6 separate regions of the Homo sapiens genome follow, and all the other regions are linked to region 1. Evidence: chromatin contacts called from ENCODE Hi-C or POLR2A ChIA-PET data. All regions are on one chromosome and are shown on one strand. Each heading gives the region's core, a stretch centred on a gene start or an enhancer-like site at or near the end of the contact. The rest is flanking DNA. Distances are from core to core; before and after follow the strand shown.

Region 1 (5,139 bases), core at 1,619-4,118:
TGCAAAGTATGCAGGAAACACAATCCCTTTAAACTAGTTTCGATGCCCAAACACAGTGCTTTTAAACCAGTTTCAATTACCAAACAACTGGTTTTTCAGGGTAGCTAGTATTTCCTTACTTTCAGAAATAGACTGCTAATTTCAAAATAATAACCCGCTTCTCCTTTGCCTCAGGTAAAAAGATCCCCAAGGTGGACAAGTGTTTACTAAGCTCAGGTATCAAGGAACCCTTCAAAACACCATCCCAGTCTTGCGGGGTGAGGGGGAGAAAAAAAAAAACACCTTCCAAATCCATATTACACAGCTTTAACTACAGTAAGCATCATAGAAGCCAAATCATGATCTGATAATTCCCTTATTAGACTAAAAGTTACATTCCATACAATTAAAGCTCTTTGAGAAAATCTATGATTTCAAAACATAAAAAGCATCTAATGAAAAACATATACTTAAAGCAACTGGGTAAAATCTGTGGCCCATACTAAAAGCCAGAAGCTCCACCCCCATACCTGTGATCTAGCTCTTGCTTTTCCGGATCAAGTGCTTACACTGCTTCTTATCCAGGTTCATTTCACCCCATCTATAGGTAGAATGTGGGTACTGATAAAAGCTGTTTCTGATTTCATTTCCTACTTCCCAGATGTTTGCTCTGTAGTTTTTCTTCTTTTTCCTTCAGCTATTTATGAATACACTCTAATTTAGAACAAATTCAGTATGTCTTATTTTAAGCTGGGCAAGGCACACAATAAATGATAGCTACAAAGATAATTTCAAGATATTTACTCAGCGTATAAATAAGTTTGCCTACCTAGGCAAGATTTGGACAGGCTGCCGTGATCTTGCTTTAGAATAAAAGTGCTTAAAAACATAACTGGGAGCCTGCTGCTGCTGCTGCTGCTGTTACTGCTGAAACTACGGGCTATTGTGCTTGTCATAAAAGGGCTTGTGCTTAGAAATGAAAAAATCAAACATCCTCTGGGGAGATGTCCCTAACACAATCCCTGGTATGAATCATGCAGATACTTTAACTGCATCTCTTCCCAAAATGGATCAATGGAATCTTTTAGGAAGAATCAATGTGATTTATACCCAAAACTTAAGAAAGACTGCATTTTTCTCATGAATAATACTCTCTTATAACTCTGAATCAAGCAGTGAAATTCAATCAAGCGGTAAACATCTTTTAACTGGAAATATTGTCTAAACAGAATGACAAAACTAACAGAACTCTGAATTCTTTAAATAAGTCCAAACATGAAACAAGCATTCTTAAATGATGTAACTAAATACAGTAACCAAGTTGTCTCTTGAAATTCAACTTTGGGAATGCCAAAAATAATAGGCCACCTCTCAATATCCGCAAAAATATCGGTATGTGTAGGTTTTCTAGGAAAGCAATAAAAAGCAACAGTTTGGGAGATCTTTTTTCTTCAATTACTAATTGTAACACTAGAAAAATTACAACCTAGGCTGCACACAAACGCGACTCAAATGGGCAGTTTACTAAATGTCTGTCATAAGAAAGCCATCTAGTGTTAACGTTTAGAATGGAGACTGCAGACAAAAGAGGCAAAGAAAAGAAAAATCTGTGCGACTATTTTGAACTTACTGGGCAAAGACATGAGAATCACCAAGATTCTTTGAGGGTTTTTTTCCTTGTTTTTTTTAAAAAAAAGCCATCCTTGTCAAAACCCAGTCTCAATCTAACCAAAATCCAAAATGTCTACAATTTTGTTTTGACCAAAATCATGTTTTGGTGAGCACAATTCCGTAACCAATGCACTTGATTTTTTCCAATACTCAGGCCAGAGTCATCTTGGGCTGAATTAATTTAACTCAAGCAGGTTAATGATGACAAATATCTCCCACAGGGGTAATGCCAAGTTGTTCTCTCTTTCCGAGAAGCCTCGGCTCTCTCTTGCAGATGATGAGCCGAAATTGATTCTTTGGGTTTGCGGCACGGCTGAAAATTAATCTGTAGGTGTTCCCAGGGATATTCCCAGGACGTGGGCAAACTACCCTCACTGACACGGGAAGACCCGGAGAGGCCCAGGAGCTGGCAAAGTGGGAAGAAAGGTCGCGGTGAGTGAGAAGAGCGCTCGCCGGAGGCTCCCGGTCTTACAAAGAGGGATCCGTCCCGGTGAGGGCGCGCGCTCCGGGCGCACCCCCTCTAGAAGGGGAATTAGCCCCGCAGCAAGTTCGGCGTCAGCTGGCCAGGCGCGCCGGGGAAGCTGCGTCGGGCAACCGCGAGCCCTTCCAGAGAGCGTTAGTCAGAGCGAAGTTCTGGGCACCTGGAGAAGACCCTCCTCAGTGCCTGTGTCGCCGAGACGGGAATAACCTTTCAGCCGATCGATAACTTGGAGAGAACAGGCGGCGGCGGCTCCTCTTCCAGCCGGGGATCGGGAGCGCGGGCGCATCTGCGTCTACAAGCCGGACCCTGCGCCGCGACCCTCGCACCCCCGCGCCCCTCGCACCCCTCGCCGCCGTCAGCCCCCCAAAGCGCCCCGAAGGGCATCCCCTTCCCCTTCGGGACAGTCCCCGCCTGGCCGCAGGCATCCCGAACCGACCCTCGCCACGCTGCCCGTCGGATTCCCCGACACGAACCTTCGCAACGCCGTCCGCCGGAACCTGCTACAGCCTGTGCGCGCCGGGCGGCGCGTACCCGGGCTGCCGCCTCGCCGCCCGCCGCTGCCCGGGGCTGCCCATCGGCCCGGACTCTCCCCGCGCCGGGCTCCGGCGGAGGCGGCCCGGACCCGCTGGCTGCGGCTGGAGCTCTCGGCCTGCGCTCGGGCGGCCGGCGGGGGCGCGGTGCTCCTCCTCCGTCCTCCTCCTCCTCTCGCTCCGCCAGCTCCTCCCGGGCTCCCAGTCTGCCGCGCCGGCTCCCGATGCCACCGCCCGCCCGCCCAGCGGCACCGCCCCCCGCCCGCTCTGCGGGCTCCCATTGGTCGCTGCCTGCAGGCCCCCTCGGCCCCGCCCCACGATTGGGCGCGGACGCCGTCAGTCTCACCGTCCGCCCGGCTCCGGGCGCAGCCGGTGCGCTGTTCCCAGGCCCCGCGGCGCGCGGGAGCTGCGCGTCCAGGAGGGGCCCGGACGCCCTTCTTGGGGAGGGGGCTGCGGGGCGCATCATGAGCGGCGCTGGGCGAGCTCGAGGGCCGGGCAGCCTACCTGGACCCCGGCTTCTAGAGAGCCGTCGCCGTCCTTGTCGAGACTCGCTTTCGCCCCTCTGAGGAATAAGTTAAAAACCGCGAGTCTGGTTCTGAGCCGCCCCCTGGCGCAGGCGCGACCCCACCCGGCCCTCCCGTCTCCCAACTTGGGACAGACGCGGCGGCCGGGCGGTCGGATCCGTGAGCCTCGGCCGCTGGGGCTACATACACAGCCCAGGACGCCACAGAATCGCCGAGGCCCCGCGAACGCCCAAACGGCCGCAAGTCGAAGTGATCCCATCTGAAGAAGACAGCGCGAGGAAGCGAGACCCTGCTGTGTGCCGGCCCCCGGAGGGCGCCCCGGGCCCTGTGGGTCGGAGGGTGGGGAAGCACAGAGAAACACGCAGGCAGTAAAACGTTAGGAGGACAGGGGGTGCCAGCGTGCAGGAAATGCTGCTAAGAGACCTTTAGGAGCCAAGGGGAAAACGGAGAGATTGGCAGTTCCAGGCACCCACATCCCAGCGCGGTCCGCTCACCCCTTCCTCCCTGCCCTCCAGGCAGCGCTCAGCCCACGGTAGAAATGTCTTGCATCTTTTTTCCGACGAGGAAGAATTGAACTTTTTATACCCAACTTTTCTGCTTTCTTAGAAATGTTGACTCACCTGTGAGGAAGCATTATTTGAAACTATTATTGTAAATTGCTTGACATTTGAATTAGATGCTGAAAGATTAAAGGGTCTCAGAAGAATCTTTTAAGCTAGACTGGAATTGACTCTGCCTAAATGGACAGCAACAGTCATCTATACGCAGGAATAATAAAGCAGGTGGAGGCAGCCTCTAACTTACCTTCCAGCCACACCGTAGAATTTCCTGAGCAGGCTTTTTTGTCAGAGTTTTGAGCTGGGTTCCCTGAGACTGGATTGGGGCTTTCAGTTTCTCCCCTTCTAGAGTCAGACTTCTTCCTGAAGAAAAAGTGTTATCTCTACTTCCCTATCACAAACACTTCCTAGAACACAGCCCTGTTAAAAGGTAAATAGAGGCGGTCCTTCCCACACTATATTTCTCTGTGATCTGAAGCATGTACACATTATACAATCTTTCGTATCTTTTTAAATTATAGGTATAATCTGTGGGATTAGATATAACTAAACAGGTCAAGAAGCAATCCTGTGACATAATACAATTCCTGAGCACTCCAGGTTTTGATGAGTTTCCCAATTGTCACCCCATTATCAGCATTTACAAGATTGTCATGTATTCATTTAACAAACATTTATGAAGCCGGGCGCGGTGGCTCAAGCCTGTAATCCCAGCACTTTGGGAGGCTGAGGCGGGAGGATCACAAGGTCAGGAGATCAGGATCTTCCTGGCTAACACGGTGAAACCCAGTCTCTACTAAAAATACAAAAAATTAGCCGGGCGTGGTGGCAGGCGCCTGTGGTGGCAGGCACCTGTAGTCCCAGCTACTCGGGTGGCTGAGGCAAGAGGATGGTGTGAACCCGGGATGTGGAGCTTGCAGTGAGCCGGGATCATGCCACTGCACGCCAGCCTGGGTGACAGAGTGAGACTCCGTCTCAAAAAAAAAAAAAAAAAAACAGATTTATGGAGATCCTCTGATGTTCCAGACCATACTAGGTGCTGGGAATATAAAATGCACAGGACATAAGGCTCGGCTTTTCAAGAGCTCACCAACTCACAGGTGTATCCTCATATGTTGTAGATACTCTACAAGAGGTATCAATGTTATCTCCTGTGTACTCAACAAAACCCTGCAGGAGGAGCAGCCGTGAAGGAACTTTTCCTGGGAGTGCCTAGGGAGGACATGATCACATTTCACCTTATTGCGTGTTTCATTGTCTATAAGGGCCTTGAGGAGAAGAACCACATCTCCTCCAGCATTTTGATCCCTAAGGCACAAATCCACTACAATCCGGAGCAGATCCTTGGTCAGTGGGTTGTCATTGAGGTGGGTCTTAACTGCTGCAGCTACAAATGT
Region 2 (5,139 bases), core at 1,097-3,596, 490 kb before region 1:
GCAGGGCTGCACCTGCCACGAGGGGCTGGGCTGCAGGCTGAGCCCTCTGGCTTTGCTGAGAAGGGTGGTGATGGCATCGCCTGTACAAAGATTTCCAGAGGTACTTGCAGAGGAGGAGGGCAGACCATCAGTGCCTCTTCACCTATAAAGTCATGCAGTGGGACCTTAGAGTTATGATGGACTCATATATGTGTGTTTTCCTCAAATTTCCTGATTTTAAATTAGACAATTGAAGGATCAGAAAATTTGCAACTAAGTGAATATTAAAATATATTAAACAAGTGTTTTTCTATGGATGAATGGATAAATAAAATGTGGTATATCTATACAATGGAATATTATTCAGCCTTGAAAAGGAAGGAAATTCTAATACATGCTACACCATGGATGAACCCTGAGGACATCATGCTAAGTAAAATTAGCCAATCATGAAGAGACAGACACTATATGGTCCCACTCCTATGAGGCTCCTAAAGAATCAAATCCATAGAGACAGAAAGTAGAATAGTGGTCACCAGGGGCTGTGGAGAGGGGGAAGAGGGAGTTAGTGTTAACAGGAACATTGGGAGGGCTGGGGTGGGTGGATCACCTGAGGTCAGGAGTTCGAGACCAGCCTGACCAACATGGTGAAACCCTGTCTCTACTAAAAATGCAAAAATTAGCTGGGCATGGTGGTGCATGCCTGTAATCCCAGCTACTCGAAGCTGAGGCAGGAGAATCACCTGAACCCGGGAGGCAGAGGTTTTAGTGACCCGAGATCGCGCCATTGCACTCCAGGATGGGCAACAAGAGAGAAACTCTGTCATGAAAAAAAACCAAAACCAAAACAAAACAACAAAACAAGAAAAACAAAACAAAAAAATAGGAACAGAGTTTCAGTTTGGGAAGATAAAAAGAATTCTGTGGATGGATGATGCTGGTGCTTGCAAAACCATAAGAATGTATAATACTAAAGCCACTGAACTATACACTTTAAAATGTTTAAGAAGGCTAATTCTGTGTTATGTGCATTTTGCTGCAACTTAAAAAACTTAAAAATACATTAAAAGAATTCTCAATTCTGACAGCAATGATGATTGGTGGCACTGTTAAGGTGAAATTTTCTCCAAATGCAACTGCATTCTATTTAGTCAATTTATAATTAACATATTAAAGATCTCATGTCTAGAAATTGACCAATTTACTAAGATTGTTAAGTGTGAGGATGTTGGGTGCACCACACTGTCATAGTAAAAACCTGGAGCAAGCTGAATTCCCATTCATATGGAGCAATTAAATAAATTATGATGATTCCATAAAAGAAGTGCCGTGCAACAATTATAAAGGCAATTGTGCCAATGTAAAAAGAAGTGCAAAATAAAACATGCAAAACAGGAAATGATGATCAGTATACATAGCATCATCCCAGTGAAAACAGAAAAATCTAAATAAAAATAGTAAATACAAAAATATATGTGTATGCTTGCATTTACTTGGAAAATGCTGGCAGCATATCTAACAAAATGGTAATGATAGTTACCTAATCTATCTTAAATATGGTATAATAAATTCATATATAAATAGTGAAGTAAGACAAACCAAAATAGTGATTAATTCTGCCAAATGAAGAAGGGGTTGTGAGTTGGGGTCTTTTACTTTTCATTTTCCATACTTTCGTATTATTTGAGATTTTTTATTTTTACTAAATGTGAAAAGCAAATAAAAATAATTAGAACATTTAAAAACCAAAAAATTTTATGCATACTTCACTATTTTGTAAAATAATATAGAGTAAAAATAAAAAACAGAAAAAAGTAATGCAAGCCAATGTGGAAATAAGTATAATCCAGAAAACAACCATGAAGAAAGGATCCCATCCAGACTACAGGGAACAGACTGAGAGACCTCAGTGGCTTCCAGTTGCTAATGTGTGTGATTCCCACACTGGGTAACACAGGAGTGTTTGACCAACAATCAACTGAATACTGGTTCTTGTTTCTCATTGTCATGGAATTTGCCGAATCTCACTTTTGGCTTCACAGAGGACTTTGTGAGCTCCAAGCATGAAAAGTGGCATTTATAACTCCCCCTGGAATTTCCATGTACCCAGGACACTGCCAGGCCAAAGGATGAATCACAGCTTCTTAGAATTGTGGAAGCCATTTTGGAAACAGCTGCCAAGTAACTAATGCTATTAAAAATAGCTCCCTAAAAAATGAATTGCTTATTTTAAGAAGACAAGAGTGGCTTGAATCTGTGCTGCTCACATTTTTCATCTACTGGGCACAGTGCCCGTGGATCCAAGAAAGCCCTGCTTGTCAGATGGGAATACCATCTGTACAGATGATGCCCCGCACATGCAAGAGCCTGGCATTTTTGGGCCAGGGCTAACCAGGGTAAAGTCTGAATCACCCCATGTGGAATCCGTCTCCTACGGGGTGTGGACTGTGGGGCATGAATTCCAATTGCGCTTTCCTTACATAACTTTGCTCTTCAGATCCCTGGTTCCGAATGTGGGGTGTATGCAGTATGGCCCACTGGAAGTACATGAAAATGCTAGAAGGTGAATCTACATGTATTTTTTGATCTAATGAAAACAAGCAGGAAAATAAGTTGTACTGACAGGTAATGTGCAGACTGATACTGCTGTCTTGACTCAGACTGTGTTGGGCAATTGTCTTTCCCTGTGAATTCCGTGAAGAAATGAACCCATCCAGACCCATCCCATGGCAATAGGATTGATGGTGCCAACCTCCCATGTTTGTTTTATGCCCCCTGTGTTGTGACGTGGGGCAGTTAACCTATTTCTGGCTTAAACAGTGTCAAAAATAAACAAAGCCAGGCACTAGTTAAAGTGGTAAGAAGAGACTTCAATCAGCACTTTGATTTGTGCAGCAGTGACTAGGCATTTTAAAGGAAGAATAAGGGAATGAGGAGAGGTGTGAGTGGGGACTCAGGAGAGTCAGGGAAGTGAAAAATCATCAAAGGCGGGAGGGAGGAAGCTTGGTCCATGTGGAAACTATCTGGATTTTCTAAGTGCTCCTTCTCAAAGCGCTGCCCTTCTGGAGGCTGGGAGACAGGGTACTTATCTTCAGGTTTTGGCTGAAACAAACAGTAAATTCCTTGGGCAGCCCTGCATTTCTCAGGCAGGCACTTTAAGGAGATTAGGGGCATGCTAAGGATGTGGCCTTGAGCTGCTAGAAACTGTGTTTGTGTTTGTTCAAGCCTTTATAGGCCAAGGATGAGGCCTAGTGGAGAAGGGGGCTCAGTGGAGCCTGACTAGAATTTGGTCAAGAAGAGAGTCTTTGTCAGTAGCCCTGCAGATATCATCTGTCTAAGAATATAGGATGATTGTCACATTTTGTAATGAGGTGAAGGAATGATCATACAAATAATTTGTGCCTCTTAGAGGCTCCTAAGTTATCTCAGGGCAAATAAAGTACAGTTATAAAGTTTAAGGATGAATTAGAAATTTTTCATTTACAAAAAGACAAGTGTGCCAAATTTGGAAAATATTTAATAAGGACATTCTTGTCACTAGAACACGGATGTTTTTGAAAACGAAGGAAAAGATATACACAGGAACACACACATTCATGTACAATGTGGAGGTGACAAGTTAACAGTAACAACGAAAGTACTTTTCAGAAGCAACTCATGTGACGTAGAGAGCAGTTTGCAAATATTTCCATTGGTTATGTGATATATTTTTCCAAAAATTTTGTATTTCTCCTCCCAAAACAAATAAATCTATGATAATACCGGACCTGGTTAAATGCATCTGCCTTGAGTCATTCGGCACCCCTTTGGGCCCACCCCTCATTCCTAAACTCCCCCAGCTGTTCTTCCTATCCTAGAATTCAGGGGCCAGACTTCAGACCACCCAGCACAATAGGAGCCCCAGCAGAGCCCAGGTCCAGCCCAGTGGCACTCACAAAAGCCATGGCTTCCACAGTCTCTGCCTGCAGGCAGGGAATATAACCCAGAAGGCAGGAAAGCTACAGTGGTTCATCTTTGCAGGATATTATAAAAATAATATCAAAATCATCAAAAAAGTGAGAAATTTTTCCAATTTATTACACTGTATTTTAATTATAGATGAGAGGAGAGGATGGTCTGCCAACTTATTTTCTGTGTATAGGAACTACACAGAAAATAAGTAATGTCTCATTCTGTTAAATTTTCTGCTTTTGAGCAAATGTGTATAATGTAATATATTAATTTGTAACAATACATAAGGAACACATGCTCAAAAGTTTTTAACTAATAGGGCTTCACATTCAGAAAAGTTGGGAGTCGACTGCTTCAGACTCATGTGCCCTGAAGTACACGCAGCCCCTGGGTGGAGGCAGGATAAGGAAGTACAGCTGACAGGCTGAACACCTGTAGGCCAGAGAGCAGCTTTTTGGGGCCTGGAAGGCGTGGATGGGACAACCTGGCCTTGATGTCAAGTCTTTAGAGCATCCAGTCCATAATATTAAATATTACCCAGAATGTGATCTGACGGGGATCCTTCCGTTAGATGTGATGCCATATTAGGACGTAGCACACTCAGGGCCTTGATAACTATCGTTTTAGGGTCATAATACCCTCCCAAGTATTCACCAACAATTTGCTCTGCCATTCTGTTGATTCCGTGTTCTTTTCATTCTCTTTAGGGCCAGAAGAAGCCTCTAGGTCTCACACATAGAAAATAAGTTGGGAAGGCTGGGCGCGGTGCCTCACGCCTGTAATCCCAGCACTTTGGGAGGCTGAGGCAGGCAGATCACCTGAGGTCAGGAGTTCAAGACCAGCCTGACCAACATGGTGAAACCCTGTCTCTACTAAAAATACAAAAATTAGCTGGGCGTGGTGGGCGCACCTGTAATCCCATCTACTCAGGAAGCTGAGGCAGGAGAATCACTTGAACCCTGGAGGCGGAGGTTGCAGTAAGCTGAAATCACGCCACTGCACTCCAGCCTGGGCAACAGAGCGAGACTCCGACTCAAAAAAAAAGAAAAAAAAAAAGAAAAGAAGTTGGCAGAACACCCTCTCCTCCCAATTGTAATTAAAATATAGTGTAATAAATTGATCAAAATTCTGACTTTTTGATGACTTTAATGTTTTTTTAATATCCTGCATCAAATTTTATCCCAAGAATATTGACTCAGTGGGTGTGTG
Region 3 (5,139 bases), core at 1,921-4,420, 350 kb after region 1:
TACTTTCTTCTTTCTGCAGTCTTCTTTATTTCCTTTTCCTGCTCCCAGCTCCCAGTTCCCTCTTCTAATTAGCTTCTCAGGAAAGGCTTTCTGCAACCAAAATTCTGGCTGTTGAATAAAAAGTAGACTAGAATTTCACATAAGGCAAAGACTCCTGAGGTTGGCAGATGCTGTGATCCTTGTTCTTGCATTTGGGAGTGTGCTTTTCTCAACAGGGAATATCATAAGTGAATACTGCAGAGAGTTGCACATCAACATTTTATTGCATAATTTTCAGAAATAATCTTAGGGAAATCAAAGGGAGTATCAAAATATTAATATTGGAGTGTTTGCATTCTGCTCAATTTTCAAATTAATTTTTAATTTGTAATTGATATAATGTACATATTTATGGGGTACAGTGTGATGTTTCAGTGCATGTATACATTGTATAATGATCAAATCAGGGTAATTTCCATATCTGTCACTTTAAATTATCATTTTTGTGGTGATGACATTCAAAATCTTCTCTTCTAGCTATCTTGAAATATACACTACCTTGTTATTTACTCTGTAGTCACCGTACTGTGTCATAGAAGACCAGAGCAAATTCTCCAGCTGTGTATCACAGTCCACTCTCACAGAGCCTGGCTGGAGGCAGAAGCTACTGCAATCACTGCTGAACTCAGAGTGGAAGAAAAGGGCCCCTGTGGTGCCCACCTCTGTGTCGCCTCCTTTCTACCTCAGGTGGATTCCTTGAATGCAAACAACAGGAATGGACTTTGGCTAACTTAAGTGAAAACAGCATCAAAAAGCCTTATAGGCTTTGGAGCTGTCCCATGAAGCCAAAGGAAAAGCTGACTGTCCTCATTTCAAGTGGAGCCACAGCCGCCCAGGATTGACGCAGCCAGGACCAGTAGAAATGGGATCACAGGATTGACGCAGCCAGGACCGGTAGAAATGGGATCACGGGACTGACGCAGCCAGGACCAGTAGAAATGGGATCACGGGATTGACGCAGCCAGGACCAGTAGAAATGGGATCAGCTTCTGGCACTTGCTGCGTGAGCTCACTCCTCTTGGGGTGCAGATCTCAGTCACTCCTCTTGGGGTACAGATCTCAGAGAAGTTGCCAGGGCCTGGCTTGCCCACTTGTTGGCTGGGGGCAAGTTTCCTAGACCGTACAGTCTCCTAAAGACAACCAGAGCACTCTTCCAAGAAGGGTGAGCAGGTGCCAGGAACCAGAATTGACGAGGTCCGCTCTGCATCTCCTCTTCAGACATGTATTGGCACCTATTGTATGCCAGGCCCCCTCTTCAGATACAACCACCCTGAACCTCAGAAGGCTTCCACATGCACTCCCTGCTCTTACCGGGAACCTTGGCTCAGCCCCTTTTCCATGGTTCACCTGTCGAAATTACATCCAGGCTTAAGCACCCCTGGAAGCCTTTCCTGCCCCTGACCCCACACATGCCCCTGTTCCTGCCTGCCCCCCAGACTCCTTCATTGTCCTTGTTCATGCCTGTCCTGTCCTGGTCTGCGAGCTCCATGAGGTCAGGGTCCTTACCTGTGGTGCTTCTCTATGCGCATCTCTGTGCCTGGCTCCTGTTTGCCCTTCCACCCCATCAGCGTGTGTTGAGTGGATGGATATTATATGGGCCAAGTAGGAAGGCACTGTGATGGGAGCAGAGATGGCCCTTCCTTTACCCTGGGGCACTCGGGATGGTGTGGTAGTGAAAGAAAAATAAACAGATCATCGGGTAAAGCTCTGGTGAACTCTTTGTTGCTTTTGTTTGATTTTGTAATGGTGTAAGTGTTGGAGAACACACTGCAGTCAGGAGGCCTGAGTAACAGTCTGTACGGAGGCACCCTCACGTCTCTGGCTCTCCCACTTCTCCATGTTTCAAATGAGCACTTGATGTTTGTGGAGAGGCGGGTAGATGACTGAGCATCCCAGAATCCTGGGCGCTTCACTGCTGCTCTGCTGGGTGCCCTCCTGGGCCCCGCTGGCTCCCAGGCTCTCCTCCTCGCTTCACTCCAACAGTTGAGTTCCTTCCATTCAGGACAGGTCGTGCTCAGGGGTCCTGTGTGCCCATCATCCGTCCCGGTGTGCCTCGTCGGACTCACTTCACAGCTCTCCCCATGGTTGGCTGAAATCTGTCTGGGCTCCAAACCCACTTTGACTTTTTGAGCTGTCACTTGGCAGAAACTGATGCTGGGACTCGGTGATTCCTGTCCTGTTTCTGAGTGCTCCTGAAGAGCTGGGCCTCCTGCCTGGGTAACAAAACATACCTCACCCTCTCCCAGCCTTCCAGGCGTTTCTTTTAGAGAGTTACCTAGCACAAGATTGAAGAAGAGGAAAGGAGCTCTGAAGCCTGTTCTCTCACTTCTTCCCACAGGTCACCAAGGAAAACAGAAACCACCTTCTGCCAGATATCGTGACGTGCGTGCAGAGCAGCAGGAAGTGAAGACACGTGCATTCCTGCCTTCCGTGAAGGAGTGCCCAGTTCAAGAGGAGCCTGATGGAGCCCTGCCTGTCGAGGCTGTATGCCTATGGGGTTATGGAACCTTGTGGGCTTTTCTAGAGAAAACTCAACAGCTGTTTCCCATAAAATGTTTAAAAGATCAAATTAGCCTTAATGCTGGATTGTCTGTACAAGATTAACTATCCATTGTGGCTTATCTATGCTTAAAGATTTCTTGTTTATTTCCTCTTGCAGTCATGCACATGATTTGGGTAAACTGTGAGATGAGAAATGGTTTTCAGAGTATTAGATGGAATTCACCCCCGTTGAAGTTTATAAATGTGTTCAGGGGAAGCGGGAGGAAAGAGTTCACTGCCTAATCAGTTTTGCATGTCATGAAAATTAAATTCCTCTCCAGGTGCAGCTTCAGCCTCATGCAACTTAAAGTGATAACAGTTATTTGATTTTTTAAAAAATATTATTCCAAAAGAAAACCATTTTAGGTCATCTCCCCCAACTCTGTTTGCTTACTGCTTAATAAATATAAAAATAAATCTGATGGTTACAGACAGGAGGCATTGTGTGGGAGGAATACACAACCTTTGGAAGTGTTGATAGCATCTGATATTCAGCCGACCAGATGACAAGAGCTCAGGCCCACGGGTTTGCATAAGAGCACTGCTTTGCCTTAGTTTACTCGGGAGCAATTTTGAATCTTTCTATGCCTAGTTTCCCTTCCAGAAAAGCAGGAAGTGGCTGTCATCTCAGGAGTGATGTCACACCACAGAAGGAAACTGTCAACCACTCCACACAACTGTGGAGAGTGCCCAGTGCCAGGGGCTGGGCTTATCAGGAATAATGGTGTAGCAATGCGGAGTTCAGCCCATAACAGGGGTACTATAAAAATGAAGTAGGAAAGTAGAAGAGACCCCTGAAACCCCAGAACTGATAGAGGATAAAAACTTCCCTCCAAGTGGTAGATGGTACTGGAGTGATAAACAGTTCAGTGTTTTTAGGTCATTTTTGGTGAAGATCTATGAATTTCCAGGATTTTTTTTTAACAAATTAGCATTGGCTACAAACCCACTGGTATAAGCAGCAGTGTGCCTTCTCTCTAACTGTGGACAAGTCGGGCATGTGGCGGGTGAGGAGCCCTGGGCTGGGCACTGGGGCACAGTGAATGGGGCGGGAGGGGCTCACATCAAAACCAAAATGGCACGCAGCCCAGGTCTGGTTCCTCCATCAGTGTCTCTTTCCTCAGCGCTTTTCTTCCGAGGTAACTTTGTGAAGCTTGACTTGGACTTGCCTAGCCTTGGAGGGACCACAACAGGGAGGCCTAATAGATTATGAACTAAGCCCTCAAAAGGGCTACCTGCCCAGGAGGAGGAAGTGGGCATCTCCTTCCACAGTCCCTGCCTGGCGGGGCTGTTCAGGGAGACTGAGTTCCGAGCTCAGGATGTCTGGCAGGCTGGCTGTGACTTCCAGCCACCATCACCAGGACACCGGTGTGGGCTGCATGCCTCAGTGGGCCAGGAGAGGCACGGCCTCTGAGTTGGGTAGAGGCTTCCCACAAAGGCCTGGGAACCTGATCCTGGCCGTAAATCTGAAAGTACCACAGCCCTCAGGAGAACCAAGAGATAGGGAGGCAGGCTGGGGAAATGTCATCAATGTGCACCCAGGCGTGGTGGAGCTGGTCAGCCCCAGCTGGAGTGGGACCCCATCAAGATGGAGCCTTTCCTGGCACCTCCGGGAGGCCGTTTTGCGTTTCCGCCCTTCATGCATCTGAAACACCAAGGGCCATGTTCCTTCTGGTGCTTGTCCTTTTGAGCTTGGTGTTTCAGCCGTGTCTGTTTTGTAGACTTTGATTTTGTCTTAAATGAGAAAGAAAGCTGGTGAAGGTTATTTCAAAGTTAAATAGCTAGTCTGAGGGGCTTATCACTGAAGCCAGTTGTGCTTATGTGGGGTGGGAGTGTCACTGCCTACTTGAAAGTATGCACTTGTGTGGAACAGATTCAGGGTGGCCCCTAGCACTTGGGGCTGCGGGAGCTTCTGCACACTTTCCCTTTAACGGTAAAGAGACAAGCTTGGAGTGTTTAAGTGGTTCGTTCAGGAGCACAGTGATAGCGGTGACAAAGGAGATTTGAACCCACGTCTGCGTGGCTCCAAAGTTCACTCTTTCATCACTCCCTGCTGCGTCCTTCTTGAGGCTTTAGCATTTTTAGTGTGTTTTGTGCCCCCAGACCTCAGAGTTGACATTTAGCAGTGATAAACTGCTGTAAATCCAAAGAACGTTTAGTGTCTCTTGTGGTGAGGTCCTGAAATGATTGTTGTATTAGTCAAACAGAATGATCATGGAGCATGTATGGAGATGTCAGATGCAATCCCTGTATTGTAAGGCAATGACATTTAATGAAGGATAAGATGAATTCACAGATAACTAGAACTCAGGGCCAAACGCACACAGCCTGTAGCAACAGTGTCATGCTGAGATTTAAAGGAAGAAGAGGTGCCGTGGCAGAACTCCACGTGACCGTCCCCTCCCTGCACGCAGCCAGGATGAGAGGAGCAGAGCTGAGCGCCACCTCCCTGTCGGTGCCACGGCTGAGGTGAGGAGCTCTTGCCGGATGGTGGGGTGGGGGCAGCAGGGCAGATTGAAGTCAGGGATTCTCTTATACCTGAGTTTGGAATGCCTCCTA
Region 4 (5,139 bases), core at 1,507-4,006, 320 kb before region 1:
TTATCCTTATTCCGGAGTTCTTTCCCATTATATTTAAGCTTCTAGTATTGACATCTTCTTCCTTATCAAAAGTTGCTCAACATACAGAACCTAGAAGGAAAAGACTCTTTCCAAATAGCAGATGGCCAACCATTGCTTTAAATTGTTCAGTTGTGGAGCTGACTTTAGAATCAGATCTGAGTTCAAATTTCAGCTGTACCAGGTGCCCTGGGAAAGTCATCTTCCCTATCCCAACTTCAGTTCCCTCATCTGCAAAATGGGGATCATGATGTCTATTGCACAGTGCTGTTGTGAGAATGACATGGAAGTGCCTGACCCAGAGGCAAAGCTAGACAAATGCTACTGCTGTTCTGGATGTTGCTGGTTTCAGAGGCCGAGCCTGTGTGAGGAGATGGCCCAGTGTGGGGCTGTAGAGCCTGGGGCTGCTGGCATTTTGGTGGGGGTTGCCCTGTTTGCTATCCATCTCTGATCGCTGCAGGGGCCTCTTCCTGCTGTTCCTTTCTGCTTGGCTGTGCTGTTCTTTAGAGTCCCCTGGGGGAAGACAAAGGTGAATAGAGCTGTTTAGTTTGGAAAAAAAGCATCTCAAGGGCAACCTAGTCATGGATTCCACCAAGGACTCTTATGAAGAGGAGCTGTCCATTTGCTCTCTATCTCCAGGGAGGACAAGAAATGGGGATGAGAAAATGAGTTGCAGGAAGAGGGGGCTCCAATGGAAGGAAGAGCATCTTGCCTAGAAGGTAAATTGGTCCTAGGAGGGCAGCAACCAAGACTGCTGGGGAAGCCATCTCTGGAAATTCTTAAATGTAGGCATGACCAACACACAGCCTGGATCTCTTAGGTGGTAATCTGCTGCAAAAAAGGAACTGAGACCAAAGTAAATAATTCCATGGGTGTTTATAGAAGAGACTCTCAAAGATGTTCTGCACATTGGTATATGCACATGACATAAATTAAACCTGGGTTAATACACAGAGAAGTATGTGTGGTCAAGAACGTGTGCACACACACCTTTCTCTTTATGCTTTGGGTTCAAGGGAGCTCAAGAGAACAATATCAGGTACAGAAGCTATTGGCAGGCACATGTGAAGTCTCTTAAGCTAACAAGGTGGGAAAAACAGAGAACTGGAAGACTTGGCTAGGAGCGGTTCAAAGGGGGAATTAGACCATTGTGTGAGTTCTTGTTGTGGAAATCAAGCACCACCAGAATTTAGCCCTGGAATGGGAGCTGTGCCATTGAGCAAGTTCTTAGACATTAGCAAGGCAGCACAAAATGTACTTTCACTCTTTATGAGAGCCTCAGTGATATCCTGTACAGGTGAGGAAATTGAGTCTTCACCTAGTGAGCCCTTGGTTTCCAGCTCGAGTGTTTGAATGTGTCACTCCTTTTTCCTGTGGCTGACTTCCTCTTAAAGCCCAGGTATATGCTTAAAGTTCCCTTGCTCAGATTGGCTCTCTGCCACGGGGCCTGCTCTCTTTAAGCTCTCCATGAGACTCATTGCTCTAAAGTGTCTCATTTGTTTACCTATTTATTTTCTACCGCCTAGAATGTGGGCCACATGGGGCAGGGATCCTATTATCTTTATTTTTATATTCCTTCTTTATGACAGCGTACAGAAGTGCTGAATACATGCTTGTTGAACAAAAGATTAAACTCACTTTCCCAATAAATTGTTCTACTAAAAAGACACACGCATCCATATGTTCATTGCAGCACTATTCACAATAGCAAAGACGAATAGCAAGTGCCCATCAGTGTTGGATTGCATAAAGAAATCGTGGAATAGTACCATGGAATAGTACATAGCCATAAAAAGAATAAAATCATGTCCTTTGCAGCAACATGGATACAGCTGGAGGCCATTAACCTAAGCGAATTAATGCAGACATAGAAAACCAAATACCACATGTTCTCACTTATAAGTGGGAGCTAAACATTGGGTACACGTGGATATAAAGATGGCAACAATAGATACTGGGGACTCCTAGAGGGGAGAGAAGGAGGGTGTCAAGGGTGAAAAACCTACCTATCTGGTATTATGCTCACTACCTATGTGAGGGGTTCAATTGTACTTCACACCTCAGCGTCAAGCAATATACTTTCCTAACAACCTGTACATGTACCCCCTGAATCTAAAATAAAATTTGAAAAAAATAAAATGAAATAAACTGACTTTCCCACAATCCACCTTTGACTCCCAAGCCCAGCACCCTTCCAACTTGTTTCCTGCTTCCAGAAGACATCAAACTGGGCAGCGTAAATCTGAGACGCACGGAGTTAAGCCTGCAGCCAGGTCTAGAGCTAGGCACTGCCTGATTCTCCCCTCTGCTCTGTTCCTTTAGAAGCTCTTTTTCCAGCATTTGCCTTGAAAAGTCATTCCCAGAGTATTTTTATTTTTAATGGAGCAGGCTGCCAATAGAACTTTATTTATGGGTTTATATTTTAAGATTGTTGAGGATTTGCTTGCCTTGGGATATTTGGGTGGATCTGGCCCCAAGCAAGCTGAGCCTCAGCACCTCCCTGTGGACTAAGCGAGCACTTCCCTGAGGTCTGGCAAATGCCCTAGGGCTGCCTTCTCTTCTTTAGAGGACTGGGTAGGAGCCCAGGGCCTCAGACCAACCCATTCATTCCCACTACGAAAACAGTACTTCCACTGGGGCCAGCACTGGATGCCAGAGAGGAGGCCCTTCCTCTCCCTTCCCACACTCCTGGCTGTGGTGTGTGAACCTGGTCTTCTAAGAACAGAAATAACATCCTGTGTTTGCTCCCACTTGGCAGCCAGGCGGGTCCGGCGGGCCACTTGGCTGTCAGCCTGAGGAAGGAAGTCTCCAGGTATTGGTGAGAAAGTTGGAGGCAGGTTGCTGCCTAGAGAAAGTGCCATTTGCCATTTGTCAGGGTCACAGGGAAGAGGCAGCTCCAGGGGGGATCTCTGACCCTTCCCAAGCAGTGAAAGTTGGGAAGTGTCTCCCCCGCAGCTGTGGCTTCCAGCAGAGACCGGAGACTAGAACCAGCAGCACTTACAGAGATTTATAGCCCATGGAAGAAGGCTTCTCAGCTCACATGTTTACTTCAGAGAACTCTGTGGAGGCATCAAGGGCCAGGGTCAACATACACCACTGCAGCTTTGTCTTTCAAATGTTTCGGGCCGCATTATGTGTTTGGAAGACAGCAATGGGGTGAGTGGGGAGTGGGGAAGGCAACAGGCATTACTGAAAATTCACAAACATACACGATTTGGGCATGTCTAGGTAGTGTATAGTTAATGATGTTGTTCCCTTTTGTTCCTTACAACTTAGAGGAAAAAAGAAACATTTCCAGTTCTCCTATGTCAAAGGAAGCCCTGTTGCCAGGCCCTTCTTTTGAAAAAAAAAAAAAAAAAAAAAAAAAAAAAAAAAAAAAAGCTTGCAAATTGAGAGTTCCCAGGAGATTGGAGTTAATCCCCCAGAGCTAACCAAGGGAGAGTTGTAACCTTGAACATTGCACCATTGTCAGGGTTGTTTGGGGTGCTCTGCTTGAATGACTAAAGGAGACCCCCTCTCCCACCCAATCCCCTTCCATGCCCAGGCTTGGCTGGCAGCTTTTCCCTCTCCTGTGTCACCTCCTTCTGTTCCTCTGATTCCTCCCCCTCACACTACTCTTGGCTTCCTCCCGGATCAAGTCCCAAAGGACAAGGGGGATGCATAACCAGCTGGGAAGTGAGTGACCACTGGTTTAATGGCAACCGGCACCCTTCCCCTCTTCCAAGAGGAAGAGCTGTTTATTTGGTTTTGTGAAATATGCAGAAGCTATGAAAATAAGCACTCTATTAATAATAAATGGAATGGAAAATAGAAGCAAACAAGTCAAAGAAAGATGAGGTGGAAGGTGAGTCAGTCAATTTTCTTTTAATTGCTCTCACATCAGTAAAAGTCAAAGGAACAGCAACCTCGAAAGTGTCTTAATCAAATAGAACGCCAGGAAGACTGCAGCAGGGACATCTCTTTGGGAGAAAATGCAGAGCAATCTGAGTTTAAGTAAGCTAAAACATACTCAGGCTGGCCAAAGGAAATCCAGTTGAAATTACATTATAAAAACAGAGGCCAGCTATTGTAACTTTTTCAAGTACCGCCATTTTTGGCACAGCATTGTATTTTTTAGAACTTTATCCATATACACAAATTCAAAAACAAGTATTTTAATCCCCTATGTTCAGCTAGAGTGGCTTCTTTGCAAACTAAAGGTTAAATTTTGCCAAAGTGATGAGGAGCCAATTGTATAAAGTAAACTATTGTCATGAATGCTGCCTTCCCCCCAAAAAAACCAACCCATGTGGTCATAGCTCATTACTCTACAGGGAAATGTACCACTAAGAAAGAAGGACATCTGCTTGGCTGCAGGTAACCTGTACAGGACTCCATCCAAAGGGCTTACTGAAAAGAACAGGGTACCAAAGGGTTTCATTATCAGTGGTCTCACCCCTAAGGCAGATCTGGGCGCTGGAAATAGTTAAACGTATACCATGTTGAAATGATGGCAGACAGATTCTAGGGTGGTTCTCAGGCTTTCCACACCCTGCTGTTCACCCTCTGTGTACTCCCCTCCCCTTGGTCTAGACCTAGGAAAATACATCACCTTCTCTAAGATTCTTTCCTAGCAGACTAGGGAAAGATTCTCCAGCTAACTTTGAAAAAGTCAGCTGTCATGTTTTGAGAAGGCTATGTGGCTGGGAGCTGAGGGTGGCCTCTAGGAGCTGAGAGCAAGTCCTGGCCAATAGTCAGCAAGAAAGCAGGGACCTCAGTCCTACAACTACAAGGAACCGAACTCTTCCAACAACCTGAATAAGCTTAGAAGATGAACTGAGCTCCAGATGAGAATACAGCCTGGCCAACACATTGACTTCAGCCTGGAGACACCCAAGTAGAGAACCCAGCTATGCTGTGCTCAGACTTCTAACCTATGGAAACTGTGAGAGAGCAGTGAGTGTTATTGTATGGTAATGTGTCATGCAGCGATAGAGAAGGAAGGCAAGATACATCCCGCTGTGTAGGCTGCTCAATCAGCTGGCTCAACAAACCCTGCATCAGAGCACTTTTCCAAGCTGCAGCCAGGAGATATTTTCAAAACAGGAAACACCCCTACTGCCATTCACAGCTGCTTAAACG
Region 5 (5,139 bases), core at 1,036-3,535, 320 kb after region 1:
CAGAGAGCAGTCTTCTCCTCGTATCTTCACATGGCAGAGAGCAGAGAGATAGAAAGCAAGTTTTCTCCCGCCTTTTTCTAAGGGTACTAATCACATTCATGAGGACTCCACTCTAGTGACCTGATTACCTAATTGCTTCTTTAAGGCCCCACACTTTAATACCTTCACCTTGTGGGTTAGGATTTCAACAATATGAATTTTGGGGGGACACAAACATCCGTCCATTGGATGTTGATTAGATAGGAAGCAAAAGTTGGATTCAGTATGGTACAGTACTTTAAGATCCCATTTATTTTAAAATTTGTTTCAATTTATGCCATCTTCTTTTGTTGTTAATCTCTAAGAGATATAAGCTATTTAATTTTTTGTTATTGTTACCTAATAACACATACAGGAAACTGTAGAAATTAAGCATCAAATCAATGAATTTTCTAACAAGAAGATATCCGTGGAACTACCATCCAAATAATTCATTTTCCATGGATAAAGTACATTCAACTATGGAGTCTTTTTTTCTGTTTTGTGAGACGTTGATTCACCATATCTGAATTCCATGTATCTTTGAGCTACTTAAACTGATGCCAGAATTCCAGGCACAGCAACAAAACAAAAGAACCCAACTTCCGGTGAGCCTTGCAAATCCAAACTGCTTTTCAGTGATGGAAAATGCTATCTGATTAACATTTAAAACGAGTACTTTTGATACAAGAGATACATATACTTTTTTCCTTTTTTTTGGAAGCTCCTCCTATGAATTTACTTTACTATATCAACTTTTCACTGTATTCAACATATATGGACTGCAAAATAAATCAAGGTGGAAGGCCCTACATTAACAGTTGGGATAATAAATAGTATACTGTTATAATAATAGAGCATTACAAATGTTGCAGAAATGATGGTGATGACAGCTATATTTTACAAATCCAACTTTGTTTTTTTAGATAATCATTGGACTGGCATATGTCTCAGGCTAAAGGGAAACCAAGAGGTCCATGTGTGGGCAGAAACCAATTAAGTTGAGCACTCACTGAACTGCTTTCTCAGCCAGGATGGGGAACGACTGACTACAAATTAAGCTGTACACATGTTAGACTGAAAGAGTTTACAGGTAAATGTGGCCCAAGGCCACTGCCACGTCATTCGTTGGCCGGAACACTTGCAGTGGTAAAGTGAGACGGAGAAGCTATTTAATTCTTTGCAAGAGGAGATCTTTATACACTTTGGTGTGAAAGTAAAGAGGGAAAACTGGGCGTCCTATGCATGGCTGAGGACGGGAAGCCTGCCTACACCAGTGGTTCTCAACCCTAGCGCACTTCAGGAACTTCCTGGAGTTTAGAAAGAAGAAAAAAGAATACAGGTGCTCAAGACTCGCTCAAGACCAATTACTCATGTTAAACAAGATTTATGGGAGGCCATTGTTTTGGACTAACCTCCTGCACTAGGTCCTAGCAGACTAGACCAAACCAGAATGGAGTCACTTGTGCCAAGTGCCATGTAACCAAACTGAACTTTGAAACAGGCCCGTTTTCCCAAAAAACAGGAGATTGTAGTTAACCTGAGTCAGTACAATAACGAAGTCCAATCTGTTTTAACCCTATAAGGAAAGTAACTTTGAAATACCCACTCTTTGTTTTGTTCTTCAGCCTTTTTTTGCCCATAAAGCCAACCTCCTCTGCACAACTCATTGGAACACTCTATTTGCTTTATGAAATGATCTATTTCTCGATTCTAGATCCTAAATATAAGCCAATTAGATCTTTAAACTAAACTTGTAATTTTGTCTTCTGACACTCCCTATTACTGCAGGTGAAACCCAGGCATCAGAGCAAGTTTAAAACTCCCCAGCTGATTCTATTCTGCAGGAATGTTTGAGAACAAAGTTGGAGTCATTAACATGGCATCCCCCTTTGAGGAATGCTTCCAGGTCACAAACCTTCTACAAAAGGGCTGTCCCGGCAGCCTTGGGCAATTTCAGCTCCTAGGTCCGGAGTCAAGGGGCAGAACTTGGGTGATGGCGCTGACTTGAAGCAGCAATAGTTTAATAACTGACGTTCTCACGCACTTATCTCTGCAAATACCCCACAAAAGCCCTGAACCCAGAATGAAACTTAAGAGACCGTACAACCCGCTCCGCCTATAGGAACTGCCGCGGCACAGGCGCCAATGCCGAGGGCTGAATGCGCAGGCGCGGACCGGGGACTCGGGAGAAGGCGCATGCGTGGTCTTGAGGGCGGTGCTTCCGGTCAAAGCACCGCTTGGGGGCGGGGCCTGCGACACGCGGTGGGCGGGTCCTGAGTCGCGACCCTGGTCCGGACCTGACCTGAATTGCGACCCCAACCTGGACTGCTCCCCTGACCGCAACCCCTACCCCCGCCCACCAGTATGGCCCGGCACGTGTTCCTAACGGGGCCCCCAGGTAACCCTGAGGGGATCCCCACCTCCAAGAGGTCGAGGGGGTGGGGGCGCGCGGGCTGCGGGCGACCTTGTGCTGTCGGGGAGGGTCTCCGGCTCCAGGGCTCCGGCCTCTGAAGTTCCCAATTTAAATGGCGGGCTTGGTAGTCTGAAGAGTTTGTACTCCTTCCCGGAAAACGTGATTTAAAAGACACAGGGCCTAAAGGATTAGAACACACTTGTGAGGGGGTCCTAGACTGGCTTCTTGATGAAGGGCAGAAACCGCAGGGGCCAGCGGCAGCGGTAACTCCTACTGTAGTGTTGACGTTGTGGTCTGCACAAATGGTATTTCAAGAGATCTGCGGCAACCGCGATGTGAAGTGGAGATGTCTAATTTCTGTTGATAGTCACAGGTATTTCCTTACTGTGGGTCTTTGCTACATTGATCGTGCAAAAAAAAAATGGTAAATTTTAGTTGGAGGACAGCGAAACTGAAGTTGTAACCTTTCTTTCCCATCTAAGTTCATCCCCCCACCCCCATCCCCATCTCCATCCCCACGAATTCCCTCCACAGCTGAGGCCAGAGGTGGAGAAGCTTTGGTACCTACAGGAGCCCTTCTCAGACACTCTTGCTTGTTCCTGTCGCTGTCCCCTCCTGATGTCTGTCAGATCCCTCAACCCTGTGGCCTGTGGAGTTCTCATCTGAGAAGCAGGATAGCGTTGAGGTCAGATGAGAGGTGTAGGAGGAGGTGCTTTTAAACCAAGGCGCTACCCATGTATCAAGCATTACTAAAAAGGACAGGTAGGCTGCATCAGATAGGCTAAAAAAAGATAGATGGGCTAAGAGTGGAGAAAGTGATTTCTTCAGCTCCTTTGCAAGGCAAATCTAATTTTGAAGTTTAGTGTGGGTTCAGATATCAAAGGCTGTAACCCTGGATCTAGAATTCTCTTTCACTTTATTTTAATGATTATGTTTAGTTGTAAGTAGCAAAGGCTACAGCTAATATTGCAGACTTTGGGATTTTGTCAGGCATTGGATGGGGGAGTTGGGGAGCAGGGGGTGAGGAGGAGGAGGGTGGTTTGAGAAATGCCTGCTATCTAAAGTCACTCCTAAGTATTGCAAAGAACTGTTTTCTGAAAGTTGGTTTGTCAATCCTTTATTTGAAACTTGGAATGCAGTTTGATACTCAGCAGGCTGACCCCAAGACAACTGTGTGTTTTATTAATGGAGGTGTCCTGTTACCGTGATTGTATTGATGGTGGTTCTTGTTTCTGCTTTATCAAAGTCTTACCTACACGTAGTTGAAAGACTCAAATAATTCTACAGTGTAGCTCTCTTAAACCTGTCCTCAAACCCACGCACCTTTGTCTTTTCTCCTTCTCTTCTTAATGTAGTTACAGCGTAATTTTCATTAGTCAATGTTTACAGTATTATGGCCATGTAAAGACAATCACAACAGAGCCACATAGTAATCTATGATTTCTTTTCCATTTATTTATTTATTTTAGAGACAGGATCTTGCTTTGTCACCCAGGCTGGAGTGCAGTGAAACAGTTATAGCTCACTGCATTCTCAAACTCCTGGGCTTAAGTGATCCTCCCACTTCAACCTCCTGAATAGCTGGATCTACAAGCGCATGCCACCACACCCGGGTATTTTTTTTTTTTTGTAGAGACCTGTCTCTTGTTATGTTGCCCAGGCTGATCTCCAACTCCTAGCCTCAAGTGATCCTCCCATCTGGGCCTCCCAAAATACTGGGATTATAAGTGTGAGCCACCTTACCCATCTTTTTTTTCCCTCTTCTTATTGAGACAGGGCCTCTCTCTGTTGCCCAGGTTGGAGTGCAGTGGCACAATCTTGGCTCACTGCAACCTCCACCTTCCAGGCTCAAACCATCTTCCCACCTCAGCCTCCCTAGTAGCTAGTACTACAGGCATGCACCACCATGCCCTCTAATTTTTTTTTTTTCCTTTTACACATAACTTTTTTCCCCATTAGGAGTTATTGTCAGGTGTTTTTATTTGCCTAGTTTCTTTCTGTTTTCTCAATATGTTCAGACCATCAGGTAAAGTCTCCTCTCAAAGAGGTCACTTTTTGTTGCATATCCTCTTAGTGCCCCTGGCACTTAGCATTTTTTCCGATTTCCAACTGTCTGTACCCATGACTCATCTTGGAGGGCTTTCTCTGGTCCCTGGAGCCCACTTGGCCTGCAAACAGAGCAGGCCAGAAGAGCCAGGGAATTCCTGTGCCCTGGGATTAGCCTTCAACCTGTGATTGGTGAAAGTTAGTTGATAAATTCCCTACTTTCTCACTCCTCAGACAGGATAACTGAGCCACTTGCCCTGACTTGTCCCTTAGGATTCCCCAGGGGGTTGAAGCTCCAGCTGCCCCCAGTGGAACTTGCTTGACAGTGCACCTCATGCTGGTGTCCTTCCCTTCCCTTTCTGAATTTCTTCCCTGCCAGTCCATCATGTTGTCACTGCCCAGGTTAAACTACCTGCACTTGAATCTTTATCTGAGGATCTGCTTAGGGGAGAACCAGAACCAAAATAATTCCAGAGCTTTCTGATCTGTTTGTGCCTGGTATACAGCTATCATCTCGAGGTCTCCTGAAGCAGAGGTCATTTCTTATCCAGACAGCATTGGGGTAGCAGCTTAACTAATGAAGAAAAAATTAACTGAAAGAAGATTCCTAGAGCTGAAGAAGCCAAAAGGGACTTTGCCCAAATGCTTCCTATTTATTG
Region 6 (5,139 bases), core at 1,686-4,185, 290 kb after region 1:
TGACAGAATAATTGCGCAGAATTAGTCTTACCAAATAGAGCTAATGATGACAGTAATCAATGATAGGTCCAGCCTTACTCATGGATAGCATAGATAGTCATGGGCATGATGTATGTATAAGTTCTCCAGAGTTCCAATGAAACAACATTTCATATATATGTGTGTGTGTGTGTGTGTGTGTGCGCGCGCGTGTGTATGTGTGTGTATCTTGTATATATATCCAGAAAGAGAGACAGAGAGAGAGAGAGATTTATTTTAAGGAATTGCTGCACTGACAGATGTGCCTGTTTTTGCTATCTTGGGATTTCTTTCTGTTATTTTAAGAAAAACTCAGTGAGCTTGATTTTGAAAGCTGCTGCTTTGGCCATGGCTTAGTGTTTGAGGCTCAAAGTGTTGAAACTTCCTATAAATAGTATCCTTAGCGATGGGTCATCGCCATATGTATTGCTCCAACATTATGTTGGCATACATTTAAATGAAAGATTGATGTTGTTGACTACAGTTGCTTGTATGATTTGTGTTTGTAGTTGGCCTCCTTTTTATTTTTTTGTGAATGGTTGAGACCACAAGAAATGTTGTTTCACTGGGAAGAGAAAAAGAAAGGAGAAAATACTCATTACCAAACTCAATTTGATGACTTATGTTGGCATTCCCTAATGGGCTGCCTAACATGAGAAAGGGGAGAGGAGGTGTGTTTTTTGTCACAAGGTTTCTATTCCATGATTGAAACTATTTATCTTTTGAGGGAAAAAAGATTTATAATGTTTCCAGTAAAGTTGCCTGTATTAATCTATGTGAACTTCCATAATAAAATGTCATAGATTGAGTGGCTTAAACAACAGACATTTATTTTGCATAGTTCTGCGGGCTGAAAATCTATGATCAAAATCCAGCACTGTTTGGTTTCTGGTGAGGGCTCTCTTCCTGGCTTCTAGATTGCCACCTTCTCATGGTGTCCTTAGACGGTCTTTTCTTTGAGTGTACTTGGAGAGAGAGCTCTTTCTCTTCCTCTTATAAGGCCACCAACCTTGTGTGATTAGGGACCTACCCTTATGACCTCATTTAACTTTAATTACCTCCTAAAGGCCCTATCTCAAACTACAGTCACATTAGGGTGAAGGTTTCAATATTTTGGGGGGATAAAATTCAGTCCATGGCAGTTTCGATTACGTTATAAAATAATACTGTTTTTCAAAGGCATAAGAAACTAGCAAGGGAGAATCATTATGTATTCACAGAGTTGAAGGAAAAGAGGGGTGGTGTGGTAAAAATCGAAAATTATTTGCCACTTACCTCTCTCTCTTTTTATAGAGACAGGGTCTTGCTCTGTCACACAGGCTAGAGTGCAGTGGCACCAACATATTTCACTGGAGCCTCAACCTCCTGCTTCAGCCCCCTGAGTAGCTGGGAGTACCTATGTGTGCACTACCATGGCTTGTTAATTTTTCAAAAGAAATTTTTGTCGAGACAGGGTCTCATTATGCTGCCTAAGCTAGTCACAAACTTCTGGTCGCAAGCAATCCTCCTGGCTTAGTCAGCCTCCCAAAGTGCTGCAATTACAGGCATGAGCTACCACATCTGGCCTACTTTTCTTGCAATAAAATCCAGACACAGTTTTAGGGTTTCTTTCTGTGTGTAAAATATTGTGGTAAAATCTTTAGATTACTGACTTAATTTTTCAGGAAGTAAGAAGCATTTTAAGATAATGTACCACACATCTTCTCACACTGTGGTATGTGACGGTTAAAAATGCAGCAAAAAATATGGACCTTTACTTCACGAATTTAGAATTTTACTGGCAATATTGAGGTATGAGTTTGCTAATTCTCAAAGGAATCTTATATGTGTCTATTCAGGAATAGTAATTTGATTATTTTGAATAAATGTGCCTGATGACAGTGTATTAGTCAATTTTCATGCTGCTGATAAAGACATACCAAGACTGGGAAGAAAAGGAAGTTTAATTGGACTTATAGTTCCACATGGTTGGGGAGGCCTCAGAATCATGGTGGGAGGTGAAAGGCACTTCTTACATAGTGGTGGCAAGAGAAAATGAGGAAGAAGCAAAAGCAGAAAGCCCTAATAAACCCATCAGATCTTGTGAAACTTATTCACTATCATGAGAATAGCATGGGAAAGACTGGCCCCCAAGATTCAATTATCTCCCCCGGGTCCCCCTTCACAACACATGGGAATTCTGGGAGATACAATTCCAGTTGAGATTTGGGTTGGGACACAGCCAAACCATATCACTCAGTAAAGTGAAAAGTTTGATTTTCAAAAATTTCTTGTCTTGATTTGTTACAGGCCTAATTGACCAAATGAATTAATCTTTTGTCACAATGATGGCAAATTCTGTCAGTCCAATGATTGGTCACACATTCTATTTGCACTCTATGCAAGCATATTAGCTTTTCTTTCTTGAAAAATCAGTGTCTTCCTTGGCAATAAGAGGATGAAGGGGGAAATTTTATTTCGAATAATGCCATGTTTAAGAACTCGACAAATCTTGGGTCAGATTCATTCTCCCCTCCTGGAAGGCTGAACCAGGAAGTAGAGCCCAGCAATGTTGAATACTCATTAACTCTTCCAGATCACTCTTCCGGTCCCATTCAGTCAATTGCTACTTCAGACCCTTGGTTTCTGGAGAGAACCTGACTCATTCTCACTCTGCTTTAATCATCCTCTGAAAGTGGGCTGTGGGCCTGGAGCAAGGGTGAGTAAGGACATGTCAGCGCTCCTCTCAATCCAAGGGATACTAGGTGCAGCTGAGTTGGTAGCTCACATCCCTGCTGTGGCTGTAAAGGGAGGGAAGATGGCACTTTATCATGAACTTGCAGTAAAGGTGAAGGACAGCTCTTCCAAAAGAGGGGCAGCTGCTAATCTCAAGATCAGATTCTGTGACACTGTTGTCACTTTGCTCAGTCAGGCACAGATACAGTTTTATGCATTGATGTGGTTAGAGCTTGCCAGAAACCAACCCAAGGGTGTGCTATCTTGCTTTCTTTTTCTTTGTCTTTTGGGGTAAGTTACATCTACCGTTTCAGTCTATGGAAGCTGGCGGTCTTAAGCAAAGCCACACTTACTTCCTAAGCTGTTCAACAAATCAAAACCCTGTTCAGAAAGGCAGGAGGAGCCAGGTGCTGGGTGGGGAAGTCTTCCTTCACTGCCTGGCTGGACTCAGAAGCCCTCCAGTGCACTGCAGCAGAGAAGACTTTGATCTCAAAGTAATTTTCACCTTGATCTCATCTATAGGCCCTGAAGACTCTTCCTGGGTGTCTGTCAATGCAAGGAGTGGGCCTTGGCATTTGTTGTAACGAACTGAAAAATGACCACAAATCACCATCTTCCGTGTTGATGGGGACTATTTGTTTAACGGCATTGCTTAGGCCATTAAAAGACCCCTCGGGAATCAGGAAGGGGTGAAGATTTGAAACATTTTCATCCTTGGTTCAAGACAATAGAATTTGAAGATGCCTTTACCCCACTGATGTGGATATCAAGAGTATCCAGGGTGAGAGGTCACAGAGTCATCCGCCTGACTGCGTCTGCATGAGCAAAGATAGACAGGATGAGACTGAAAATTCTTCGCTTCATTCATTTCTGTATTTCTGGGCCATGCCCTCTAACAATTGCAAAGATGAACTGCAGCGAATTGGAATGACCTAACATTTCTGTGACATCTGATTCTGTTGTACCTGAACATCCCAGAGACCACACCGCTCAAGGGAAATGTATATTTGAAAAATATCTTGTGAATGTCTCTAAGCCAGAAAATAAAAATGGACTTTTCAGAGCTAGCAGAGATCCACTTTCGAGCCTGATGCAGCCTCTCTGGTGATTTATAATGCATTGACAGTATTCCCCAGATAATTCTTAGAGCCCTCCATTACCACCCAATGAATAGAGGCCATCTCACTGGGGTGTCAGCGAGGTTGAAATTTGCTAAGAATTTACTAGCCCAGAGAAATGCATGAGAGAGAAGTGCCAGATGATACATCTGGAAGAGACCACTGCTGATTCTACAGATGCAAAATCCCATGCAGTCAGGGTAGTGACTTACCTGGGACCACACAGCTAACCATGGCAATGGAGGACTAGCGTTCAGGTCTCTGAACACCCAGCTTTGTGTTTAAAGACTGCACTGACCACTAGGAATAACAGGTCTGGTTAATGCACCATTGGCCATTCTGACAATGCTTTACTAACTGCCTGAGATAGACCAAGACTTCCTTCAGCAGTCAGGAAGTCAGAAGAGCAAGGAAGCAATTTGGCTCTACAGGGTGGAGACAAAATGCCTTTTCAATAGGTTGCTAAGTTCTCCATTTAACAAGAGCCAAAGAAAAAGTTCATACCAAAAACACCTTATAAACAAAATTCATCCTTTATACAGACATCTGCTCTTCTTCAGGGGGGCTGCGGGCCATTAGGGCCATGTGCTTGTCACGACGCTTGCAGCAGATGTTTGCTAATACTTTAAGATCTCCCTGTGATGTGGTTATTGTTTAATTCTCCTGTAAGGAGAGTTTTGCTCAAATTAAACAGGAAGGCTTAAATGCGAACTAGGGTGCAATGTCCTGCTGTGCATTTGTTACAGTGGCACATCAAAGCTCTAAGAAAGGGGCTTGGGGTTTTCTTCAAGTTCACCAGAGGCCCCAAAGCACTATGCCATGGTGAGTGAGAGAAGCTGTGTCTCATTTTCGTATGCATTTATGTTCAACTACATTGCAGGGTTGTTCTGTTAGCCCTATTGTGCCTTTTGTTTAAAAGGCCAGACTGCTTTGAAGTGAGCTGGCAGAGCATGATGACAGAGGGCCACTCAGGCAGGGCCCATGGCCAGAGCCTGGAAAGGCAGTAGGAAAAGCTGTATTCTTCATGCCTGACCAGGTCTCTGCACTTCACATGAGCAAATGGAATCACTTTAAGAAAGGACTATTAGAAAGCCAAATGTGAGATGAAAAATGACTGTCCATTGTGACCCATGTGTGCTGAGACTGAGAGAGGAATCAATGGTGAGATCAATAAATATTTTATCAAGCACCTCCCTTGGTCAAGAAGCAAAAGACTGGGCAATGTTTGCTCTCCTGGGGGGATTACAATTTTAAATCCACTCTCTTACCACCTAGGAGCTAGACAGAA

The links. A loop is a pair of places that touch in the nucleus more often than their neighbours do. ChIA-PET counts read pairs that join two places held with the same protein, here RNA polymerase II (POLR2A). Pooled maps may share reads with other maps.
Region 2: a map of ascending aorta shows a loop between it and region 1 (5-fold over the local background). The contact joins the enhancer-like site here to the promoter of SIPA1L2 in region 1. A Hi-C loop is called at or near these places in 9 of 168 maps with a recorded cell type or tissue (IMR-90, aorta, ascending aorta and 5 more) and 15 of 50 pooled maps. POLR2A ChIA-PET finds 5 or more read pairs at or near these places in 3 of 52 experiments (MCF 10A, SK-N-SH and WTC11).
Region 3: a loop to region 1 is called in a map of PC-3, with 5 times the contacts of the local background. The contact joins the enhancer-like site here to the promoter of SIPA1L2 in region 1. A Hi-C loop is called at or near these places in 10 of 168 maps with a recorded cell type or tissue (IMR-90, PC-3, Right ventricle myocardium superior and 5 more) and 6 of 50 pooled maps.
Region 4: a loop to region 1 is called in a map of heart right ventricle, with 5 times the contacts of the local background. The contact joins the enhancer-like site here to the promoter of SIPA1L2 in region 1. A Hi-C loop is called at or near these places in 19 of 168 maps with a recorded cell type or tissue (HAP-1, MCF 10A, Right ventricle myocardium inferior and 9 more), 1 of 37 single-sample maps with no recorded cell type and 15 of 50 pooled maps. POLR2A ChIA-PET finds 5 or more read pairs at or near these places in 4 of 52 experiments (BJ, Caco-2, MCF 10A and 1 more).
Region 5: a map of B cell shows a loop between it and region 1 (12-fold over the local background). The contact joins the promoter of NTPCR here to the promoter of SIPA1L2 in region 1. A Hi-C loop is called at or near these places in 81 of 168 maps with a recorded cell type or tissue (A673, B cell, CD14-positive monocyte and 50 more), 33 of 37 single-sample maps with no recorded cell type and 48 of 50 pooled maps. POLR2A ChIA-PET finds 5 or more read pairs at or near these places in 6 of 52 experiments (A549, Caco-2, HEK293 and 3 more).
Region 6: a loop to region 1 is called in a map of naive thymus-derived CD4-positive, alpha-beta T cell, with 12 times the contacts of the local background. The contact joins the enhancer-like site here to the promoter of SIPA1L2 in region 1. A Hi-C loop is called at or near these places in 3 of 168 maps with a recorded cell type or tissue (CD4-positive, alpha-beta memory T cell and naive thymus-derived CD4-positive, alpha-beta T cell) and 10 of 50 pooled maps.

What each region holds. Positions count from the first base shown.
Region 1 is chr1:232,627,265-232,632,403 of GRCh38, forward strand. It overlaps SIPA1L2 (signal induced proliferation associated 1 like 2), which reads right to left and starts at 2,869. Exons shown (of 23, transcript NM_020808.5): 1 at 2,605-2,869. LOC124904551 (a long non-coding RNA gene) reads left to right here and starts at 3,318. Exons shown (of 2, transcript XR_007066943.1): 1 at 3,318-4,172. RefSeq lists silencers at 2,647-2,746, 2,807-3,286.
Region 2 is chr1:232,140,550-232,145,688 of GRCh38, forward strand. No RefSeq gene overlaps it. Among named protein-coding and RNA genes, the nearest start is that of DISC1-IT1, 220 kb to the left of the region's middle. Within about 2 kb of position 2,347, at least 8 of the 41 ENCODE cell types and tissues checked have a DNase peak (open chromatin) inside an H3K27ac peak, as active enhancers do; they include ascending aorta, where a contact is called at or near this core.
Region 3 is chr1:232,975,786-232,980,924 of GRCh38, forward strand. It overlaps NTPCR (nucleoside-triphosphatase, cancer-related), which reads left to right. Exons shown (of 5, transcript NM_032324.3): 5 at 2,378-5,139. The coding sequence ends at 2,446. Among named protein-coding and RNA genes, the nearest start is that of NTPCR, 28 kb to the left of the region's middle. RefSeq lists an enhancer at 1,969-3,168. Within about 2 kb of position 3,171, at least 2 of the 41 ENCODE cell types and tissues checked have a DNase peak (open chromatin) inside an H3K27ac peak, as active enhancers do.
Region 4 is chr1:232,303,820-232,308,958 of GRCh38, forward strand. LOC101929902 (a long non-coding RNA gene) reads right to left here. Exons shown (of 3, transcript XR_001738524.2): 3 at 1-531. Among named protein-coding and RNA genes, the nearest start is that of SIPA1L2, 320 kb to the right of the region's middle. Within about 2 kb of position 2,757, at least 8 of the 41 ENCODE cell types and tissues checked have a DNase peak (open chromatin) inside an H3K27ac peak, as active enhancers do; they include gastrocnemius medialis, heart left ventricle, heart right ventricle and 1 more, where a contact is called at or near this core.
Region 5 is chr1:232,948,326-232,953,464 of GRCh38, forward strand. NTPCR (nucleoside-triphosphatase, cancer-related) reads left to right here and starts at 2,286. Exons shown (of 5, transcript NM_032324.3): 1 at 2,286-2,419. The coding sequence starts at 2,386. It overlaps LOC107985361 (a long non-coding RNA gene), which reads right to left and starts at 3,224. Exons shown (of 2, transcript XR_001738525.2): 1 at 3,003-3,224; 2 at 1-2,831. RefSeq lists enhancers at 2,008-2,107, 2,020-2,561, 2,562-3,101, 4,230-4,729, 4,665-4,874.
Region 6 is chr1:232,921,181-232,926,319 of GRCh38, forward strand. No RefSeq gene overlaps it. Among named protein-coding and RNA genes, the nearest start is that of NTPCR, 27 kb to the right of the region's middle. RefSeq lists enhancers at 2,394-3,593, 3,160-3,219. Within about 2 kb of position 2,936, at least 2 of the 41 ENCODE cell types and tissues checked have a DNase peak (open chromatin) inside an H3K27ac peak, as active enhancers do.